Linked DNA regions of Homo sapiens: region 1 is linked to region 2. Evidence: read pairs that join two places in POLR2A ChIA-PET (ENCODE). Cell type or tissue: GM12878. All regions are shown on one strand. Links, peaks and the distances in the headings refer to the core of each region. The heading gives the core; the rest is flanking DNA. Region 1 overlaps FIRRE (firre intergenic repeating RNA element). Region 2 overlaps ELF4 (E74 like ETS transcription factor 4).

Region 1 (5,375 bases), core at 64-5,063, 1.7 Mb before region 2:
TGAAAAAAACCACCACTAACAGGCAAAGCCACCAGGAAATATGGCTACCTTGTGTCTTGCCCAGTTTGAAGAAACTTGCTCACACCGCTGCGCTTTTGCTTTTGCTTTCCATATACAATCAAACTGAAGCCTAAAACCACCCACTCTCATTAGGCATCTTTTCTTTTCAGTAATTCAGTTTCCTCTACTACAGCTTCATAGATCTCCTCATCGGTCACCATTAGATATGCAGGATTTTCCCCATTTTCAAGTTTTCTGATACAAGGTTCAAGTCCCAAGGAGTCCGTGCATGAGGAAAAGATATTGCTGGAACTCCAAAGCTTGTATGAGGCTTGGCTATCTGTCTCCATCAGACGTTGTGGTCTTTGACCTGGCTCATTTCCCAGGCTCTTATGGCGTACTCCATTTTCTGGCTCACATATTTTAGAAAGTAACCAAAATGGCATCCTTCTTTTTAAATGTCTTTCCAGATGGAGAACTCACTAATAAATATTTCAGTTGCTCAAACTTGATGTTCAAAATAAATACTCATATTTAGCTATTATCATTTAAAGACATCAGAGTTAAGCTGTTCCATAGGTTTTGAACTAATATGTTAAAACATTATCAACTTTATCGTATGACCTTTTCTTACACTTTTATATTTTTATGCCTCATATATTCATGTTTTAATTTTCACATACACGATGCTTTGAATGAATAAAGAAACAACACATTTTAAATAATTAATTGGGCAGTTAGGTAGAGAATGTACATTGTGTATCCTCCTTAGATAATTGTATAATTTATTGTCCAAGTTGGACAACTGTGTGAACCGTGACTTCCTAAGGCACACTGAAAGGAATGTTCACCCTATTTATCATTCCACAGTCTTGAGACAAACACTGATCACATCTTTATGCTTTATTTACCTAAATATATTGATAATTTTTTTTTTTTGAGATGGAGTTTCGCTCTTGTTGCCCAGGCTGGAGTGCAATGGCACAATCTCAGCTCACCGCAACCTCCGCCTCCCAGGTTCAAGCGATTCTCCTGCCTCAGCCTCCCTAGTAGCTGGGATTACAGGCATGTGCCACCACACTCGGCTAATTTCGTATTTTTTTTTAGTAGAGATGGGGTTTCCCCATGTTGGTCAGGCTGGTCTCAAACTCCCGACCTTAGATGATCTGCCCGTCTCGGCCTCCCAAAGTGCTGGGATTACAGGCATGAGCCACCGTGCCCGGCCTTTTTTTTCTATTTTTGAGACAGAGCCTTGCTCTGCCACCCAGGCTAGAGAGCAGTGACGCAATTTCGGCTCACTGCAACCTCTTGCTTCCTGGGTTCAAGTGATTCTCCTGCCTCAGCCTCCCAAGTAGCTGGGATTACAGGCGTGTGCCACCGTGACCAGCTAATTTTTATATTTTTAGTAGAGACGGAGTTTCGCCATGCTGGCCAGGCTGATCTCGAACTCCTGACCTCAGGTGATTGGCCCGCCTTGGCCTCCCAAAGTGCTGGGAGTACAGGTGTGAGCCAGTGCGCCTGGCCGATAAATTTTAATTTGTATATACACATACATGTTTACAAAAATTGGGCATTGTCCTGCATATTTTTTCTTTTATACTTTTTCTCTTGGTTATAGTATGAGCATTTTGACAGTTGTACTTTAGTTATCCAAAAGTATAATTTAAAAATATGAAAATAGCTATTTATTTATAAGAAATAGAAATATTTTTATTTATATAAATATTTATAAGTAGAAATATTTAAAATTAAAAGTAATAGACTCAATACAGAATATTTAGAAAATATGGAATTCAGATAAGTGAACACAAAATGACCTATCGTATTACTATAATCTGTATGTATTTTTTCTTTAAACACCAATTGCATAATAGCGTATGTTGGATTTTTTTCCCTGATATTTCTATTTTCTCCTCTTTAATCCACTCTTCATTTTTCTCTACTTCTCTGTGTATCAAATGGCTAATCTGTATGGACTATGTAATCTGGCTGTTTTGCTCTATGTCCTGGTTATGTTCTCCTATAAAGGATTCTGGCAGGATTTCAGGAGTAGGTTAGGTATTTATTTAATCAGATCTATGGTTTTGACTCCATCCCTTAGCCAAATACCACTATCTTAACAGTATCTAGGAGGAGTAATTGAAATATTTGGCAAACAGCCTTAACGAATACCCATATACCCATAAATATAGTTAAACAACGTCGGCATTTTTAAAAATTAAAACATTAGAACCTGAATGTGACTGTATATTTCTACATTCCCAACTCTAATTTATCTTTTTTTTTCTGAGCCAAAGGGGTCCTTGGGCCTATAGGTAGCTAGGGATAAGTGGGGTCTTTATGGGAATTTCTCCCTTGAGCTGCTCGCCAGGCTGGAGTGCAGTGACGCTATCTCAGCTCACTGCAACCTCTGCCTCCTGGGTTCAAGCAATTCTTCTGCCTCAGCCTCCTGAGTAGCTGGGACTACAGGCGCATGCCACCAAGCCCAGCTAATTTTTGTATTTGTTTTAGTAGAGAAGGGGTTTCACCACATTGGCAGGATGGTCTTGATCTCTTGACCTCGTGATCCTCCCGCCTCACCCTCCCAAAGTGCTGGGATTACAGGCGCGAGCCACCACACCTGGCCAGAATTTTTAAAGCTTGCAATGAAAAGGAACAGATTGTGGAAAGGGCTTGGCCTGATAAACAGGTGGACTAATAATTGGAAGGTCAACTGAGTCGGACTTATTTTTGCCAGTTGTTCCCCTATGCCAAGAATACAAGATAGAACTGAATTTGTTACCTGAGTCCTCCCTGGACCTGAGACTTGGAGAATGCAAGAAAACCAATAAAAGTTGGGAGGCTTCCTCAAAGTGCCTTGGAAGTGAGCTGACAGTTTGCCTAATCTAGATCTTAAGAATGTGAATTCTGAAGCCTGACTAATCCGATTTTAAAATTTGTTTCTAACTATTCTTCTGTGACTTTGCATAAGGTATTTAAACTTTCTTTGCAGCTGGGCACGATGGCTCATGCCTGTAATCCCAGCGCTTTGGGAGGCTGAGGCGGGCGGATCACAAAGTCAGGAGTTCGAGACCAGCCTGACCAACAAGGTGAAACTCCGTCTCTACTAAAAACACAAAAGAAAATTAGCTGGGCATGGTGGCAGTTGCCTGTAACCTCAGCTACTCAGGAGGCTAAGGAAGGAGAATCGCTTGAACCCAAGGAGAATCGCTTGAACCCAGGAGGCGGAGGTTGCAGTGAGCAGAGACCACACCACTGCACTCCAGCCTGGGCAACAGATCAAGACTGTGTCGCAAAAAAACAAAACAAAACAAAACAAAAAAAAACAAATACAAAAAAAACTTTATTTGCTATCTGTCCTCGTTAAGTAAGTGGCTAGAATCATACTACTTACATTAGAAGGATGTTGTAAAGAATAAATATATGAATTTGTATTCAGATCCTTAGAATATTCCCTGGTATGTGGTTAAGTGTTCGATATTTGTTAGCTATTGTCCTTGATGGTGGTATTCCAGTAGCTGACAGGAGTAAAGAACACTTTATACTCTACCACTTGTGGAATTTCAGCTACTTGTTACTTAATAACTCCAACAAAATAAATTGTAGCCCACTTAAGAGGCATAAGCAGCCTTAGGCCCCTAACAGCCTCTGAACAAGCCAACCTTTGAATCAGCAAATACAGTAGCTAGATGAGAAAAATGACAACTTGAATTAAAAAACAAATATGAAATTATTAAGATTCAGATGCCTCCCAAAAGCCTTTATTTAGGAAAATGCTAAACCATTAGGAAAAGTTTTGAAAGGGAGATCAACTGACATTGAATGACAGGCTAGAAGGATCAACTGCATAACATATCTCAAAACAAAGGAAAAAATAAAGCAATGGGAAAAATAAGGAAAAGTTAATAACCTTAAAGATCTAAGGTTTTAACATATTACTAAAAGATGTTACAATAGGGAAAAAACAGAATAAACAAGGCAAAATTTAAGGCAACAAGTAGAAGAAAACTTCCCACAATTGAAGAAGGCCCAGATTGTAGAGTCTCACTGTGGTATAGAACGGAATAAAGATATGCACTAAGCATATGTTGGTAAAATACTAGAATTATTAAAAAGTCACCTTATAATCTTCCCAGGTAAAAATTAAAACTTACAAAAGAAATATTGGAATGAGACTCCATTCTGACTTCTCTGCAACACTGGCAAACAAGTATCAATGGAATAACATCTATAGACTATTAGGAGAGAGAGAATACAACATAACCGTTGTGTGTCTCCAGCCAAGAAATTATTCATCAGTCAGGCTGAACAGAAGTTCCTTGTGCATATGGAAACCTTCAGATAATATATCATCCACATATCCTGTATAAGGATAATACTTGAATAAATATCTAGCCATGGCCGGGCGCGGTGGCTCACGCCTGTAATCCCAGCACTTTGGGAGGCTGAGGCAGGTGGGCCACCTGAGGTCAGGAGTTCGAGAGCAGCCTGGCCAACATGGTGAAACCCCGTCTCTACTAAAACTACAAAAATTAGCCTGGCATGGTGGTGGGCGCCTGTAATCCCAGCTACTCGGGAGGCTGAGGCAGGAGAATCGCTTGAAACTGGAAGGCAGAGGTGGCAGTGAGCCGAGATCTCGCCATTGCACTCCAGCCCAGGTGACAGAACAACATTCTGCCTCAAAAAAAAAGAAAAAAAAGAAATCTAGCCAAATGAATATTCCAGAAAAGAGAACTGAAGTGGATGAAGAAGGAGAAACAGGAATAAAGACCTTACACTCTTCATAAATGGAAGACATAAGCACTCTAAATAGTCATAATTGAGGGACTATACTGCAAAGGACATAACATGAGTACAGAATAAAAATATTAAAGAATTTTAACAAATCTTTTAAGTGGGGAAAATATAAAAGGACGAATTGGAATACATATTTTAATGGACACAACATCTTGGGTTAGTTTTGAGGAAGAATATTAGGTACCTTGAGCTAAGAAATAGTGTGCTTTGGGGGACTTTATAGTACTTTGTTTCGGGCAACATTAGAAAAATATGTGGCTATTGGTAGACATGGAGAAATGAAGGTAACTATTAATGGAAATTAACAATTGGTAAAAAGATATAATCAACAACTCAAACATCAGAAATGAAGTGGAAAAAAAAGTAATAAACATAATGTAGGAAGGCAGGAATAAAGTTAAGTGTTTTCTTCATTACAGTAAACGTGAGTGGACACAATTATCTCCTCAAAAGACAGAAGTCATTATATTGGGCTAAAATACAAAACGCAAAACAATAACAAAAACAACCCTATACAGTGCTTTTAAAAATTAAGTCACTTAAAGCCAAGAATTATAGGAAGTTTTGAAAATTAAGGT
Region 2 (5,375 bases), core at 50-5,049:
AAGCCTTGGGGCGCTTAGGCTGGGGGGGCAGGGGGGACAGACCTTCCAAGCATAAATGGCCTTGGGAGGCTTCACAGACCAGTGGAGAATGGGTCGCAGGCAGGGTCTGGTGGGGGTGGGGTGGTGGTGGGAGGAGTGAACCTGGGGCAAGGGCTGCAGTTTCCCAGGCGCCTCCTCCCAGTACTCAGCCTCTCACTCGTCCAAAGGGAAATTCAGACCTGAGAGGTTGAGTTGAGCGACTTCTCCCGACTTTTTGTTGGGGTGGGTGGAAAGGTGTGGGGGTGAGGGTGAGGGTGGGGGTGGGGCAAAGGCACGGCCAGCCCTGTGGGCTAACGGAAAGGAAGTAGGAGAGGCCTGGGTGTCTCCTGTGGGGGAGAGCGGTCATCAGGGAGGTCACCGTGGTCCCCCTCCCTTTCCTCCCCTTTGCCCCTCTCTGAAGTTCCTCATTTCTTTCCGGGCCAGGATAAGGTTTGCCCACCCCGGCACTGCCAAGGGAGTGTCAAGGAGGTGGAGTGCAGTGTGTGGCTTCTGCTATGGTGCATGGACACACCCACACGCACATCCACACACTCAGAACCGAGCCCAGGGGACCAAAGACGTGGCGCCTGGAAGTGGAGAAGCTCCAGTGATGGGGTGGAGGAGCAGAGCTGGCTGGCGAGGAGGGAGGTGGGAGGGCTGGGGCTGTGGGAGGCAGGCCTGGGTGTGACCACCCACAACACGCAGATGAGGCGCCCGGGCACTGACAGCCCTGAGGAGTGGCGACAGGGGGAACAAATGCAGGCCCGGACGCCATGTGACACCGTGAGCGCTGAGGGCACGTGGGGCGAGAGGAGGTGTGTTTGGGCTGCGGCAGACACAGAAGATTTCCTGGAAAAGGGGCCTGAGCCAGCCCCAGAGGATGGGGAAGGTTCCGCCTGCCCCTCCTCCAGTCGGGGCTCTCCTCACCAGTTCCCAGGGTGACAGTTCACTCTTGAAACTGAAAGCAAAGCTAAACCAAGAACACAAACCCACACACAGCACAGAGGCCACGCTCTCTGGTGGGTGGCGGCGGTAGTGGTGAGAGGGGGGTGCTGACGAAAACAGGGTATGTGGCCCACCTGTCCCCCAGTCTCCAGGCTCTCTGGAGGCTTGGCTCCATCTGAGAGTCCCATCCCTGAGAGCAGGGTAAGGCCACTGCTGGTCCTCACACAATACAACCCCCACAGCGAGGCAGGCATGGGTGTGACCACCCCCACTTCTTCCTCTGTAGATGTGGCCCCTCAAAGCTAACTGGCCCCCACTCCCAAGGTAAGATTAGGCTGACTTCACCTGGAGCCAGGCAGAGTCAGAAGAGCACTACAGAGTGGGTATACAGATACCCACAGGCCCCCACTCAGCCCCTCACACGATTCTTCCCCAAGCCAAGGGAGTTACAGGGATTCTCCATGCTGCTGCCTCGTCCACGAGGCCAGGCCAGGCGCCCTGACTCCCCCTGGGGATTAGTCTTCAGGGTGGAGAGAGCGCAAAGTTCCTCCATCTGGCAGTTTCTCCAGGGGAAGGGGAGGAGGCAGGGAGGGAGGCTGCATATCTTTGGGACTAGTGCGAGATGCCGATGCTGGTGACCCAGACGGGCACCAACACTCAGCCACTTCCCACTGGAGGCCATTCAGTTGACTTCCTCTCTCCTTCTTTCTTTCCCTGACCTCTTTCTTCTCTGTCGCTTTTCTTCTCTCATCATCCTCCCGTTTCGGCCACTCCTCTATTGGCAGTCTGCCTTAGCATGGCAGGGTCCCTCTGGTTCATAGGCAGTTCTGGCAACAGAGCTCAAGGAAGGTGACTTACTCACTGTCCCCATCTCTCCCTTCTCTCTAGGTCGCTCCTGTGGTTGGTCCAGCCCAGAATGCAGCCTTGAGCCTGGCTTAGGCCACCACCTACTCCAGCTCTCTCCACCCCCTATTTTACTGCAGCTCAGGGGGTAGGCTCTAGGCTCCAAAGTACCTGGGTATTGTCCCTTCATCAAGAAAGCCCCACAGCTCTGGAGGGCTCTGATAATCCCGTTGTCAGCTCTCTGAAAAGACAGCATGGCTATTACCCTACAGCCCAGTGACCTGATCTTTGAGTTCGCAAGCAACGGGATGGATGATGATATCCACCAGGTATGGCCCCAGAGAACAGAGCACAGTTAGCCCCTGTGGACAATCAGATAGACACAGACAGCCAGGCAGACAGCCAGGGAGCCAGCTGGCTGCACAGCTAGCCAATCAGCAAATATCCATCAAGCACCTACTATGCTCAGGGCACTGGCCCTGCTTGCCAGCCAGCCTGCGTGCCAGCCAGTCACTCATGAGGCTGGTCTGGAGTCACCGGGCAGTCATTTAGGGAGCTGGTTGCCCACATGCAATCATTGAGCCAGCCAAACATCTGCTAAGTACATCAGCTGGGCTGTTGGTTAGTCAGCAACATGGACCAAACGCATAAGGGGTACACTGACCATCAGATGCATTTTTCGGCCACTTCTCTTCTCTCAAAGTGTCACAGTGAGAAAGCTGTGGGGACAGCCACATAGCAAGAATGAGCACTGCCAGCTGAACTGTAGACTGGTGTCCAGGCCCTGACATTTTCAGAGTCGTCTTTTTGGCCCCAGCCTGAGGATTCAGGACAAGCTGGAAATGAGGTCTTTTGGTGGGAGGAAGTTGGAAAATAGGACAGGATTCTGGTGCTCACTGAGGTCCCCACTGCTCCATACCTTCCCTACACTGGCACGTTTTCTGTGCACTTAGATGTATGTACCCATTGAACGGTGTCCTGGCAGACTCATCACTACCCTCCATTCTCCTTCTTCCATAAAATGGAGAGAGAAGAGGCATCCAGGCACAGTAGAAAGAATGGAAGATTAGGAGTCAGGAGCCCTGGGTTCCGATCCCAGTTTGGCCACAATGTCACCTGAGCAAGTCCTGTCCCTTACCCTATTTTTTTTTTTTTTTTTTTGAAACGAAGTCTCACTCTGTCGCCCAGGCTGGAGTCCAGTGGCGTGTTCTCAGCTCACTGCAACCTCTGCCTCCCATGTTCAAGCCATTCTCCTGCCTCAGCCTCCCAAGTAGCTAGGATTATAGGCACTTGCCACCATCCCCGGCTAATTTTTGTGTATTATTAGTAGAGACCGGGTTTCACCATGTTGGCCAGGCTGGTCTCCAACTCCTGGCCTCAAGTGATCCACCCACCTTGGCATCCCAAACTGCTAGGATTACAGGCGTGAGCCACCACGCCTGGACCCCTATCCTATCTGACTGCTGTTTCCCCATCTTCACCAAGAGGCGATCCAACTGGATTATCTCCAAAGGGCATTCCAGTCTAACTCAGATGCTCTCTATTCTAAATCCTGTGAGGATGGAAAACTGTCCAATCTCTAGCTGCCTACCAAAGCCTGCCCCCTAGTGGCCTTTGAGCACTTTGAACTTTCCGTCTACCTCCTTGCCTTAAAGCAGCTCAATTTTATTGAACATATGTGGTGTGCCTAGCCTCGTGGAAGGCATCAGACAAGGAGAAAGGAAGAAAAATCTACCATACATGAGTTCTCAATGCTACTTGTCATTTTCCATTTGTTTCTAGTCCACTCAGCAACTGTTTCTTTTCTTCATAGAGGCTGTTTTTCACAGAAGCAGTTCTTACCTTCCAACCTATCCCTCCACCCTCAGCGGACAGCCTCTCCTCCAATCCACAGAGAAGCTCAAAGCCCAGGACGCCCTCAATTTCCCTCCCTTCTCTCTTTTTATCTGTAACATCTCCTGTTCTTGTTTCCTTCCCACTGGCCCAGGAGAAAGAAATGTTACTTTTCCTTGCAAGGGTGACTCCCAACCTCTGTACTTAATCTGTTCTCTCCTGCATCCCTTAAGACCTCAAACCATCCATCACTTCCTCTCTCTTGTATCTTTTATTTTTTATTTTTATTTTTTGAGATGGAGTTTCGCTCTTGTCACCCAGGTTCCAGCACAGTAGCACAATCTGGGTTCGCTGCCACCTCTGCCTCCTGGGTTCAAGCGATTCTTGTGCCTCAGCCTCTGGAGTAGCTGAGATTATAGGCACGCATCACCAAGCCCAGCTAATTTTTGTATTTTCAGTAGATACAGGGTTTCACCATGTTGGGCAGGCTGGTCTCGAACTCCTGACCGCAGGTGATCCACCCGCCTCGCCCTCCCAAAGTGCTGGGATTACAGACGTGAGCCACCGCGCCTGGCCTCTTGTATCTTTTAGACCTCAGATTTCTTTCCTCAACTTTGAACATCTTCAGGTGTCCCAACCCTAAAAGAAAACCTTCCCTCCCTTCTGCCCCCACCTTCAAAATTGCATCTTTTTATACCTTTTTAGTTCCTTTCTTCCCCCCAGGGTAGTCTCCACACTCTGTTTTTACTTTATTACCTGCCTTTCACTCTTTTTTCTTTCCTTCTTTCTTTTTTTGACAGGGTCTCACTCTGTCACCCAGGATGGAGTGCAGTGGCACAATCATGGCTCACTGCAGCCTCGACCTCCCCAGGCTCAGGTGATCTTCCCACTTCAGCCTCCCAAGTAGCTGGGGCAACAGGCACATGCCACTGCGCCTGGCTAATTGTGTGTGTGTGTGTGTGTGTGTGTGTGTGTGTGTGTGTGTGTGTAGAGAGAGAGAGAGTTTTGCTCTTGTTGCTCAGGCTAGAGTGCAATGGCACGATCTCGGCTCACTGCAATCTCCATCTCCTGGGTTTAAGCGATTCTCCTGCCTCAGCCTCCCAAGTAGCTGGGATTACAGGCGTGCATCACCATGCCTGGCTAATTTTGTATTTTTAGTAGAGAGGGGGTTTCACCATGTTGGTCAGGCTGGTCTCAAACTCCTGACCTCAAGTGATCTGTCCGCCTTGGCCTCCCAAAGTGTTGGGATTACAGGCGTAAGCCACCATGCCCGGCCTAATTTTTGTATTTTTTGTAGAGATGGGGGTCTCACAATGTTGCCCAGGTTGGTCTCAGACTCCTGAGCTCAAGCAATCCTTCTGCTCTCACGCCTCCCAAGAAGTGCTGGGATTACAATAGGTGTGAGCCGGTCAGGCTGGTGGCTCACACCTGTAATCCCAGCACTTCGGGAGGCCGAGACAGGCAGATCACCTGAGTTCAGCAGTTCGAGACCAGCCTGACCAACATGGAGTAAACCTGTCTCTACTAAAAATACAAAATTAGCTGGGCGTGGTGGCACATGCTTGTAATCCCAGCTACTCGGGAGGCTGAGGCAGGAGAATCACTTGAACCCGGTAGTGGAGGTTGCAGTGAGCCGAGATCGAGCCATTGCACTCCACCCTGGGCAACAAGAGGCAAAACTCTGTCTCCAAAAAAAAAAAAGAAAAGAAAAAGAAAAACAACAGGTGTGAGGCACC

The links. Peaks named below come from ENCODE experiments on the same cell type or tissue, not always from the same donor. Only the 100,000 strongest peaks of a DNase experiment are listed, where the experiment ranks them.
Region 1: POLR2A ChIA-PET joins it to region 2 with 5 read pairs; 1 of 35 experiments calls an interaction of 5 or more read pairs at or near these places.

The regions. Positions count from the first base shown.
Region 1 is chrX:131,807,947-131,813,321 of GRCh38, reverse strand. All of the region lies in intron 2 of FIRRE (firre intergenic repeating RNA element), which reads left to right. Among named protein-coding and RNA genes, the nearest start is that of FIRRE, 20 kb to the left of the region's middle. RefSeq lists an enhancer at 1-261. In GM12878, for the core only: no CTCF peak of the experiment used is centred there; no DNase peak of the experiment used is centred there; H3K4me3 peaks cover 675 bases; H3K27ac peaks cover 743 bases.
Region 2 is chrX:130,078,016-130,083,390 of GRCh38, reverse strand. ELF4 (E74 like ETS transcription factor 4) reads left to right here. Exons shown (of 9, transcript NM_001421.4): 2 at 1,852-2,135. The coding sequence starts at 2,061. Among named protein-coding and RNA genes, the nearest start is that of ELF4, 30 kb to the left of the region's middle. RefSeq lists enhancers at 288-337, 768-997, 1,148-1,297 and a silencer at 3,242-3,536. In GM12878, for the core only: CTCF peaks have their summits at 1,039 and 3,417 (motif pointing left); no DNase peak of the experiment used is centred there; H3K4me3 peaks cover 1,418 bases; H3K27ac peaks cover 2,001 bases.